Linked DNA regions of Homo sapiens: region 2 is linked to region 1. The links are chromatin loops, found by intact Hi-C in ENCODE. Cell type or tissue: natural killer cell. All regions are shown on one strand. Links, peaks and the distances in the headings refer to the core of each region. The heading gives the core; the rest is flanking DNA. Region 1 overlaps SLC35D4 (solute carrier family 35 member D4). Region 2 overlaps SLC35D4 (solute carrier family 35 member D4).

The links. A loop is a pair of places that touch in the nucleus more often than their neighbours do. Peaks named below come from ENCODE experiments on the same cell type or tissue, not always from the same donor. Only the 100,000 strongest peaks of a DNase experiment are listed, where the experiment ranks them.
Region 2: it touches region 1 in a loop (4-fold over the local background); 1 of 110 quality-filtered maps calls a loop at or near these places.

What each region holds. Positions count from the first base shown.
Region 1 is chr18:23,304,312-23,309,694 of GRCh38, forward strand. It overlaps SLC35D4 (solute carrier family 35 member D4), which reads right to left. Exons shown (of 15, transcript NM_032933.6): 14 at 5,369-5,383. Among named protein-coding and RNA genes, the nearest start is that of SLC35D4, 130 kb to the right of the region's middle. RefSeq lists enhancers at 3,174-3,675, 3,676-4,175. In natural killer cell, for the core only: no CTCF peak of the experiment used is centred there; DNase peaks (open chromatin) are centred at 2,790 and 3,810; H3K27ac peaks cover 2,149 bases.
Region 2 is chr18:23,420,407-23,425,789 of GRCh38, forward strand. It overlaps SLC35D4 (solute carrier family 35 member D4), which reads right to left. Exons shown (of 15, transcript NM_032933.6): 3 at 961-1,038. Among named protein-coding and RNA genes, the nearest start is that of SLC35D4, 15 kb to the right of the region's middle. RefSeq lists an enhancer at 2,656-2,795. In natural killer cell, for the core only: no CTCF peak of the experiment used is centred there; DNase peaks (open chromatin) are centred at 2,535 and 2,885; H3K27ac peaks cover 1,893 bases.

The sequences.
Region 1 (5,383 bases), core at 97-5,096:
ACACTATGAAAGTTAAGGATACAGAAATTTGGGGAAAAGTCTCAAGAATTTATATATATATATATTTATATAACATATCATTATATATAATTATATATAATTCATATAATAAAATGTAATATAATAAAATATATATAATTCTTGTTATATAATAACATGTAAAACAAGAATTATATATAAATGACATTATATATCTATCAATTATATATAACATATATATAAAATACATATATTCTCTTTATATATAGAAAGAGAGAGAGGGAGAGAGAGACGCATGTACACATATACATATCTCAGGATATAAAGGTTTCTTCTCTGGGCAGCTGGATTTTGGGATGTCAACCTGCCTACCATTTGTGTCACCCCTCCCCAGAAGGACAGGTGCAGAGGAAGAGGGGGGAGGAAGATTAGCTCCCTGCTTCAGAGCCCCAGTTCTGGTTACAAATCACTAAGTCTCCACTGGCTGCCCTGTCTTCCCAGGTGAGAGGGGTCCAGTCCTCTTCCATCCCCCAACTCTCAGCCCAGCTAAGCCTCTTCCTCTGCATAAGGCCCAGTTCACACCAGCTCCAGGGGCATCTTCCAAACACTCCTGGCCTCTCTCCCTTCTTCAGTCTTCTTATTCACTGGGCATTAACACAGTTACTATCTGATCCATCCAATGAATTAGCTTTCTGATTTGCCCTTCCTTTGATAACCCCTTAAATGTTGGATATCTTATATTTCTTAATGGTTTCCACATACTGTGCATACAGCAGTCACTCAATAAAGATGTTTAACTGATTGATATTATGGAATTATAGCTATGGTATAAAAAACCTATGACAATGAGATTTTCCTCCCTAAAAATGTCTACTGGACATTCTTAGTCTGCAGGTCAGTTCCTGAACAGGAATTAGGACTGTCTTGTCCTGGGTGACGCTCTGTTTGTTTCCTCTGCTGTCAAATTATCTACATACTCTTTAGGGAGGATCACAGTGGTGGGACAAGGAACATTTAAGCCATTTTCCCTTATAACTCCCTCATGAGCTTCCGCCTGTACATTATCTACACTGCTGTAAATCCTTGGTGTTTTTCAATTCAGTTCTAGCAGGTTACAGGGCTTTGTACACACAGACCTGGGTTTGAAACCTGGTCCAACTGCCTAGTAGCTATAAAATCTTGGGAAAATAAGCATCTCTGGACCTCAGCTTCTTCATCTTTAAAATATGGATGACTTGGAAGAGTGTTATAAAAGTAAATGAGATAATATTAATGTAAGAAATGTCTGAGGCACAGTAGTTGCCCAATAAATGGTTATTATTATTAAAAAGAAGAGGAAGACATAGCAGGAGGAGGAAGAGGAAGGTGTAGGAACATTTCCTAATTTTTCCTTCCATTTGTCTTCTTGGGGCAGGAAATGCCCCCACTGGCGCTCCTGAGAAAGGTTGGAAATCCCATTTTCTGAGTGCAGTGAGCAAAACCATTCATTTCTGTCCATCTAGGATGATTTAGATATGGACCTGCCCTCAGGCAGGGCAATGAGCATCTATAGACACTGCAGAGGCAGTGATTTTTGACTTTTATCCAAGAATGGTTCCTGGCACATATGAGGCACTTGGTAAATGTCTGTTTATTGAAGGAACCCCTTCCAGCCCAAAGCCACACAAGATGCACGGTTACCTTTTAGACTCCCCATCATGGTATTCCACAGGGCCACTGGTGCTGCCCCTCACATTTATCCCATATGAATCTCCTACCGATGTTCAAAAATAACACTGTTGTTTCTGGGCTATGTCAGCATCCAAGGCCACCTGGGAGATGGGAGGCTGTCCTGGGCACACCTGGGTACCAGTGCTGACTCCCACCAGCCAGCATGGTGGTCCTTGACTTAAGCAAGTGACAACTCAGCAGGTCCAACTTGCAAACAAATGCAAAAAAAAAAAGAAGAAGGAAGGGGAAAGATCAGCTATTAGGACTACTCTGATTGCAGGCATGGAAAAAAATACTTACTTTCTTCTTCTTATTTTTTTTTTGAGATGGAGTTTTGCTCTTGTTTCCCAGGCTGGAGTGCAATGGCGCGATCTCGGCTCACTGCAACCTCCACCTCCCGGGTTCAAGCGATTCTCCTGCCTCAGCCTCCCTAGTAGCTGGGATTACAGGCATGCGCCATCACACCTGGCTAATTTTGTATTTTTAGTAGAGACAGGGTTTCTCCATGTTGGTCAGGCTGGTCTCGAACTCCCGACCTCAGGTGATCCACCCGCCTCGGCCTCCCAAAGTGCTAGGATTACAGGCGTGAGCCACTGCGCCCAGCTAAAATACTTATTTTCTAGAGTCAGGCATTATTTGAGCAAAGCTAAGCAATACTATGCTTTTTCTTTCCTGATAATACTGGTAAAGAAATGTAAAAACCCATTCCAAAATTTGCCTGCACTTCAATTTTATAGTGCTATTCCATGGGGGGGAAAAATCTGCCAAGTAATATATAGGAACTAGAATAGAAATAAGCATGATCTTAAAGTGGTCCTAGGCTTCTTTTCCTTTTTAAAACAAAGGACAGAAGACCAGTGAGCAGCAACAACAAATGTGAATTTTTCTACATAATGTGCAGCATCCAGGATTGAGGCCAGGCTGCCCCTGGTCACAGGGAAGGAAACAAAACTTTGTCACCAGCCCAAGAAATAGACTATTTATGTGTGATGTGTGTGAGGGCTGCTCAGTGTGGTTTCATTTCAGAAACACTGTTGTGGCTAGGCCCCCAGATCTAACACCTCCTACAGTGAACAGAGTCCACCTCCGTTGGGTTACACATGCCTGGCCAAATGCAGCACTGTTCTCACCCTTCAACCGAACCGTAGTGACGTCTGGCAAGAGGAGTTTGAGGGAGTGAAGGATGAGCGACTTTCGCTTTTTACTTGATATATTTCTGTATTGTTTTAAATGTCTTATAAATAGCATGCATTACTCTATTGCTTAAAAATACATACATATATATTCCCCAAATTAAAGCATGCCTATTCATCAGCAATGAGCTGTTTTAACCGTTTAAACTCTCCATTACTTCCTCCCTCACCTTCGCCTTCCCTGCAGACCACAACCCAAATCCTTGGTAACAATCACCTATTGGTTTGAATAGTAGTAATCAGAATAGATAACATTCTTAACTCTCCAATGGGCAGGACTTGTGTAGAGAGTTCAGGGGTGAAACCCACCCGATCGCTTCATTCTTGTCCTCATGTGGTCATAGCCAACTGGCCCTTGAACGAGAGGCACATGGTCCTAATAAGTTCAGAAGGCCTGTTTCCTGTCTCAGATGAGAGCTCCGAGGCCTGAGCGGAGGGCGAGCCCGGGGCGCTGGTCACAGCTGGGTCCTCTCCGACAGTAGTACTTTCTCTGTGCATCCCTGTGTTACTCATGGCCCAAACCTCCCTTGTGAGTCACGGGCTCTGAGGGCTATGGGGCAGGGCAGTGTGGCCTTTTCCAGGAGGTGTGTCCTGAAGCTACCATCACAACGGCCACACCTACCTCCTGGGACTCTGAGTCCCCACTGTGTCTCCCCACAGCCATGCCCCTGCCTCAGCCATCCTTCTGAAGAACCCACCTGTCCCCATCTGCCCTGCTCAGCCATCCTTCTGAAGAGCCTGCCTGTCCCGGTCTGCCCTGCTGAACACCACCCCACACCCAACTGTCTCCTGCATACCCCCAGGGTCCTGCGCACTGCTTCTGGGAGGGAGGCAGACCCTAATGGGCAGAAAGGAATGAATCTGGTCACAACAGTCAGAACTGTCAGGGAGGAAATTAGCAAGGCGACAGGAAAAAGCTAGCAGGGCTTGCACAGGATGTGGCCAGGGAAGCCTCTCTGAGGTCACCTCGATTTGAAGGCCTGGGGGATGAGCAGTAGTGGCCAACTGAAAGCAGGGAGGAAGGCATCCGGGCCGAAGTGACAGGCCCAGAAGCCCTGAGGAGACACATGTGTGCCATGGCCAAGGCACAGAAAGGCTCTCCCCTCCCCAGATCCGCAGGCTGATTTGGCGAACGATCTATTCCTGTATCTCCACTCTGTGGTCCAACAGGCACCTCAGCCTTCATACATTCAAACCAATGCCCAGTACGCCTCCACCACCACCTTGCCAAACCCTGCTCTTCACACAACATTCTCCATCTCAGTAAAGGCAACCTCATTCTTTCATTGCTCGGAACCCAAACCTAGAAGTCATCCTAGACTCCCCTCTCTCAAATCCTAGTGCCTCAGATATCCTACCATGTCTCCCCACCTCCACTGCTATCAGCCAGTTCTCAGCCATCATCATCTTGCACCTAGATCATGGCAAGAGCCCCTGGTCTTCTTGCTTCCTCCCCACCCCTTGGCACCGTTGTCCCCCAGCATCCCCATGGCTCACTCCCTCACTTCCTTCTGGTCTCTGCTCAGACAGCTTAGTGAGGCATGCTGTCTTTATGCAAATGGGTAGTGCATTCTAAACAGGATCATTTGGAGCTTATCTGAAAGTTAATGGAAAAATCAAAGAAATGGAAAGACACCCAAACACAGCACGTGTTTTCTCTCTCTCTCTCTCTCTCTCTCTCTCTGTGTGTGTGTGTGTGTGTGTGTGTATACAGTTGCCCCTCAGTACCTAAAGGGGATCTGTTCCAGGACGTCCATGGGTTGTCAAGTCTCTTATATAAAATGGTGTCGTGTTTGCCTACAACCCATGCACATCCTCCTGTATATTTTAAATCATCTCTAGATTACTTGTAATATCAAATACAATGTAAATGCTATGTAAATAGTTGTTATACTGTACTGTTTAGGAAATAATAACAAGAAAAAAAGTCTGTACATGTTCAGTACAGATGCAACCATTGCAGGCCTAAACTGCATTGTTGACCCACAGTTGGTTTAATCTGAGGATCTGGAACCTGTTCATGCAAAGGGCTGATTGTGTGTGTGTGTGTGTGTGTGTGTGTGTGTGTGTATAGTGGTTTACTAAACATTACATATTATTATACATATTATATTATACATATTATGCATATACATACATATATATACACATAGTGGTTGACCAGCAGTGGCTGCCCTGGGGTGGAGGAGTGAGGGTGATGTTCTGTTTCTTGCTCTGGATGCTGGTTATGGTATACAGAATGGTTGGTTTGTACAAATCCATCAAGTAGTATATTTATGATATATGCACTCTTCCCAATTTGTATTTACAGGTCAATACAAGTTTTTTTTTTTTTAAAGAAAGCTTCGCTAATATGAGATTTGCATTTGGATGGAGATACACAGCCAACGCACACTCCCTTTCTGCAACATTTGAGAGCAAAATTTAGTATCCTGATGAAACTCAGTAACTAATTGGCACTTTATCTCTCTATGCAAAAGACTTACCATCCCGTGGTTGCA
Region 2 (5,383 bases), core at 146-5,145, 120 kb after region 1:
GCTGTGTCTCAGGCTAGAGTGCTGTGGTGCAATCACAGCAAACTGCAGCCTTGACCTCCCAGGCTGAGGTGATCCTCCCACCTCAGTCTCCCAAGTAGCAGGAAACACAGGCATGCACCACACCTGGCTAATATTTTTCTTATTATTTTTGTAGAGGTGGGGTCTCCCTATGTTGTCCAGGCTGGTCTCAAACTCTTGGGTTCAAGTGATCTTCCTGCCTTGGTTTCCCAAAGTGCTGGGATTACAGGCATGAGCCACCATGCCCAGCCAGAAATAATTTAAAATAAGAAATTTACTAAAAAAAAATTTTAAGCTAATATAATTTCATTCATCATATCCTATGATCTAAAACAAAGCAAAATTAATTTGACATTATAAAATATATATCTCAATTAACTTTTTTCCCCACACTACATCAATGTATCAGTTAATACTATATTAGTGGCATTATTACCCAGGAAAATACTATTTGAATTTTATCTGAAAATAAAATCACTAAACCTCACGGTTAGAAGGGAACTAAGAGATCAAACAAATCAAACAAACCTCTGTTTTGGCTGGGCATGGTGGCTCACGCCTGTAATCCTAGCATTTTGGGAGGTCAAGGCAGGTGGATCACTTGAGGTCAGGAGTTCGAGACCAGCCTGGCCAACATGGTGAAACCCCGTCTCTACTAAAAATACAAAAATTAGCCGGGCATGGTGGTGTACGCCTGTAATCCCAGCTACTTAGGAGGCTGAGGCATGAGAATTGCTTGAACCTGGGAAGCAGAGGTTGCAGCGAGCCAAGATCATGCCACTGCACCCTAGCCTGGGAGACAGTGAGACTCTGTCTCAAAAATAAATAAATAAGTAAATAAATAAACCTCTGTGCTTCCAGTGTAACACCATATGAAATTATATAATATCAAAAGCAAGCAGAGTGTGAATCATGCATGAGTCCAGCATAGAGAGGTTATACCTTGAACTGCTGTTGATCTCTACCCAGCCCAGTTTCCAGGACACATGAAGCAAAAGTCCACCAATGAGCGTCTGCCACCTGGAAAGGACAAGGGGCAATGTGAATTTCATAGAGTGCTACAGTCTCCAACACCATCCAGCCCCAGCAGATCTGCTGACTGACACAAAGAGACAAGTTCAACTCTATTTACTACTCTTTTCTCCTACTCTCTCCCAATTATCCCATTTCTCAGACCTTTCCTTCTCAATCTCTACTATTTCCTTGAGTCCAGCTGTCCAGCAAGTACTGACATTGACATTCTTCTCCTCTTTTTTTTTTTTTTTTTTTTGAGACGGAGTTTCGCTCCGTCGCCCAGGCTGGAGTGCAATGTTGCAATCTCGGCTCACTGCAACCTCCGCATCCCAGGTTCAAGCGATTCTCCTGCCTCTGCCTCCTGAGTAGCTGGGATTACAGGTGCGTGCCACCATGCCTGGCTAATTTTTTTGTATTTTTAGTAGAGACAGGGTTTTACCCTGTTAGCCAGGGTGGTCTCAATCTCCTGACCTCATGATCCTCCTGCCTTGGCCTCCCAAAGTGCTGGCATTATAGGCTTGAGCCACCATGCCTGGCCTCTTCTCCTCTTATTCTAGACTTTTCCTGAACAGCCTCACTCATAGCCACTGCTTCTCCCACTGCCTCTACATTGATGATTCCCAAATCCCCGTTCTCACTTGGATACTGCCACAATATCTCCCACAATATCTCCCACAAGCTCTCAATGATTATTATTATTGTTTTTATTCATAGATTTGGGGGTATATATGCTGGTTTGTTACATGGATATAGTGAGTAATGGTGAGGTTTGGGCTTCCAGTGTCCATCAACTGAATAGTATACCTTGTGCCCAATAGATACCGTTTCAACCCTCAGCCCCCTCCCATCCTCCCTACCAAGCTCCCAGTGATAACATGCCTAAATCATTACCCCGAACCTCTCCCTCAAATCATCCTCCCTATCCCCAATCAGCCAAACCAGAAACTTAGGTGGCATTCCACCTCACCTCTTTGGCCTTCACCTCCCTCGTCTAAGCACAATATCCTATTGATTTTATTTATCCCCATAACAGCATTCAAATCTGAAGTCTTCCCCACCAACCCTCCTGCCTCTGTCTCAATTCAGGCTCTCATCATCTCATGCCTGGCTCACAGCATTAGTCCCTTAACTGGTCCCCCTCTCTCCAAGGTTGCCCCCCATCCATTCTTTACTTTGCAGTCAAAGCGTTTGTCCTAAAATGCAAATTTAATTGAGCTACTCGCTTGTTTTAAAAACAGATGATTCTTCCTGCTGCCACAGGCAGCAACCCTCAGCCTCTTTTCTGTCAACAACACATTCGGGGTCATGAAGCTCACCTGAGACACACAGCCCCCAGCATGCACAGTGCAGGGGCAGCACAGGTCACAAACACCCCTCCCCCCCCCAATGCAGAAAGCACATCAGAATGCCAAATGAGTGAGAGGGACAGCTGCTTGCTCTAATTGCTTTTTCATTTTACTTGAGTCATTCATAAATGTCAAAACCCTGTTTTTCATGATAAATGACTTGAGACACCACACCTCAGAAGTGACTATGACCACAACCCACCCATGTGTTGCGACACTACAGTTGAGAACTCTGGCCTAAAGGACAAGTCACTTGGGTGTGACACATAAAGTCCTTCGGGACTTGCACCCGCCCCTCTCCACGGTCAGCTCCTGTCTGTCTGCTATGTGCAGCCACATTCCAGCCACAGCAGATGGCCCACAGCCTTGGGAACATGCCAGGCCATGTCATACTTCTAGGAGTCTGGTTGTGCCATCCTCTTGCCCCATAATGTTCTTCCCATCTCTTTGTCTGTAGTGAACACCTGCTCAGCCTATAACACCCAGTTTGCACATATCCTGTGTGAAGTTTCACTGACCCAGCCAAGCAGAACACACCAAATGTGGGTCCTGCCTTCAAACAGTTTGGTCCAGTACAGTGATTCTCAACCAGGCAATCTTCCCCTCCAGGGGGCATTTGGCAGTGTCTAGAGAAATGTTTGGTTGTTACAACCGGGGGAGAGGAGCGGAAGGTATGCCACTGGAATCTAGCCAGTAGAAGCCAGGGATGCTGCTGAACATCCTACAATGTGCAGGGCAGTCCCCGCTGCAAAGAATTATCCAACTCAATATGTCAGTGGCTGGAATGTCATTCCAAGGTTGAGAAACCCCGGTCTAGTGAAAGTAAGGTAATTAATCAATAATTACAAGAAACTGTGTGAAGCCCTAAAAGGAAGTGTACCAGGTACTATAAGCCACTCTACTGAGGGCAACTAACCTAGTCTAGTGAGTGGGTAAGACTTCCTAGAGAAAATAAATTTGAGCAAAAACCCAAAGTGTGTTCAAAGCAGAAGACCCAGAAGGGACAAAGGCCCAGAAGTGAGAACAACAATGGCTTGATTCAAAGCTTCTTGGAGAAGTTCATTTGGTCTGGACCCCAGCACCGGAGCACTGGAGAGGGGGCAGCAAGGGCTGACCCTAGAGAGAAGGGGCTGATCCTGAAGGACCACGTCAATCATAAGGAGCTGGGACTTCAAACTGGGGACTCACTGAAGGGTTCCAGGCATGGGAGTGACACGTCGCATTTACATTTGGGGAAGCTCCCTCTCTTTACAAGGGAGGGAATGTTACTGAGAGAAGCAAGACTAGGGGTAAAGAAGTAAGTTAGGAGTTTTTATAGTAATTGGAGAGATGACAATGGCCCAGAAAGGGGCAAGATGGATGAAGAAAGTGGACAGATGCTGAAGATGTCTAGGAGGCCCTGGTGGCTAACTGGATGTTGAAGATGAAGGAGACAAAGGAAACAAGAATCACTCCCAGGTTCTGAGTTGTGCAGTTAAATGGAGGGTAACCATTCACTGCAGGTGAATTTAAGCAACAGATGGAATTTAAAAAGCAAGCTCCATGAGGGCAGGGATCTGTTTCCTTCACTGATGTACCCCAGGCATCTGCAGAATACGTTACTCTGCCCTACCAGACACCAAGCATTGTTCTAGGCACTTGGAATACTCCAGTGACAAAATGGGTAAGTCAAAATTCCTGCCTTTGTAGATCTTACATTCTATGGGGGAGGTGCATTCAGTCTGTCTCATCCAACCAAGGACAGGGAAAAGAATGGCAATCCAAGCGTAGAGATTACCCTTTCCTATGCACATTCGCTAAGTCCCTCTACCTTTAGAGATGTGGAAAGACAACCAGAACCAAAAAAACGCTTGCTACTCTGTAAGAGAGAAACCAGTATCCCAGCTTTATTGACTAAAATACCCGTAATCACAGAAGACACTTTAAAACTTTTGCTATGAGGCTGGGCACAGTGGCTCACACCTGTAATCCTGGGAGGATCGCTTGAGGCCAGGAGTTCAAAGCTGCAGAGAGCTATGGAGTACATGCCACTGTACTCCAGCCTGGGTGACAGAGAGGGAGCCTGCCTCTACAAAAACAAACAAACACGTTTGCTATGAAATATTAGGGAGGAGCTTGACAAAGTATTTTAAAGTTCACCTGAAATAACAAAGTGGTGATAATATAATAAACATTTTTTTAAAAGAAGAATGAGGGATGGCTTGCTCTACTACATATTTAAATGGTTTAATAATTAAAACAATTCAGCACTAGTCCCTTAACATCAAAATTGACAAATACTTACCCAAAAAGAGACCCTAGAAAAATGACTTTATTATTTTTTATCTTTTATTTTTGGGACAGTCTCGCACTGTTGCCCAGATTGGAGTGCAGTGGCATGATCTCAGTTCATTGCAACCTCCACTTCCTGGGTTCAAGCAATTTGCGTGTTTCAGCCTCCCAAGTAGTAGGGACTACAGGTGCTCACCATCACACCTGGCTAATTTTTGTATTTTTAGTAGAGACAGGGTTTCATGATGTTGGCCAAGCTGGTCTCAAACTCCTGGCCTCAAGAGATCCTCCCACCTTGGCCTCCCAAAGTGCTGAGATTACAGGTGTGAGCCACTGTGCCCAGCCAAAAAAATGACTTTATACAGATGCTCTTCAACTTAGAATGGGGTTATATCCCAACAAATTGATCATACATTGAAAATGTCATAACTGAAAGAGCATTGAATACACATAACCTACTGAACACCAGAGCTTGGCCTCGCCTACCACAAACATGTTCAGAACATTTATATTAGTGTGGCTGGCTGAGAGCTGCAGCTCACCACTTGCTGCTACTGCCCAGCATCAGGAGAGAGTATTGTAGGGCATATCTGCCTGGGAAAGAGCAAAACTCAAAAGCTGAAGTATGGTTTCTACTGAAAGCATATTGCTTTCACACCATTGTACAGTCAAACAATTGTAAGTCCAACCGTCGTTAAGTTGGGACAGTCTGTATATGATATTAACAATCATAT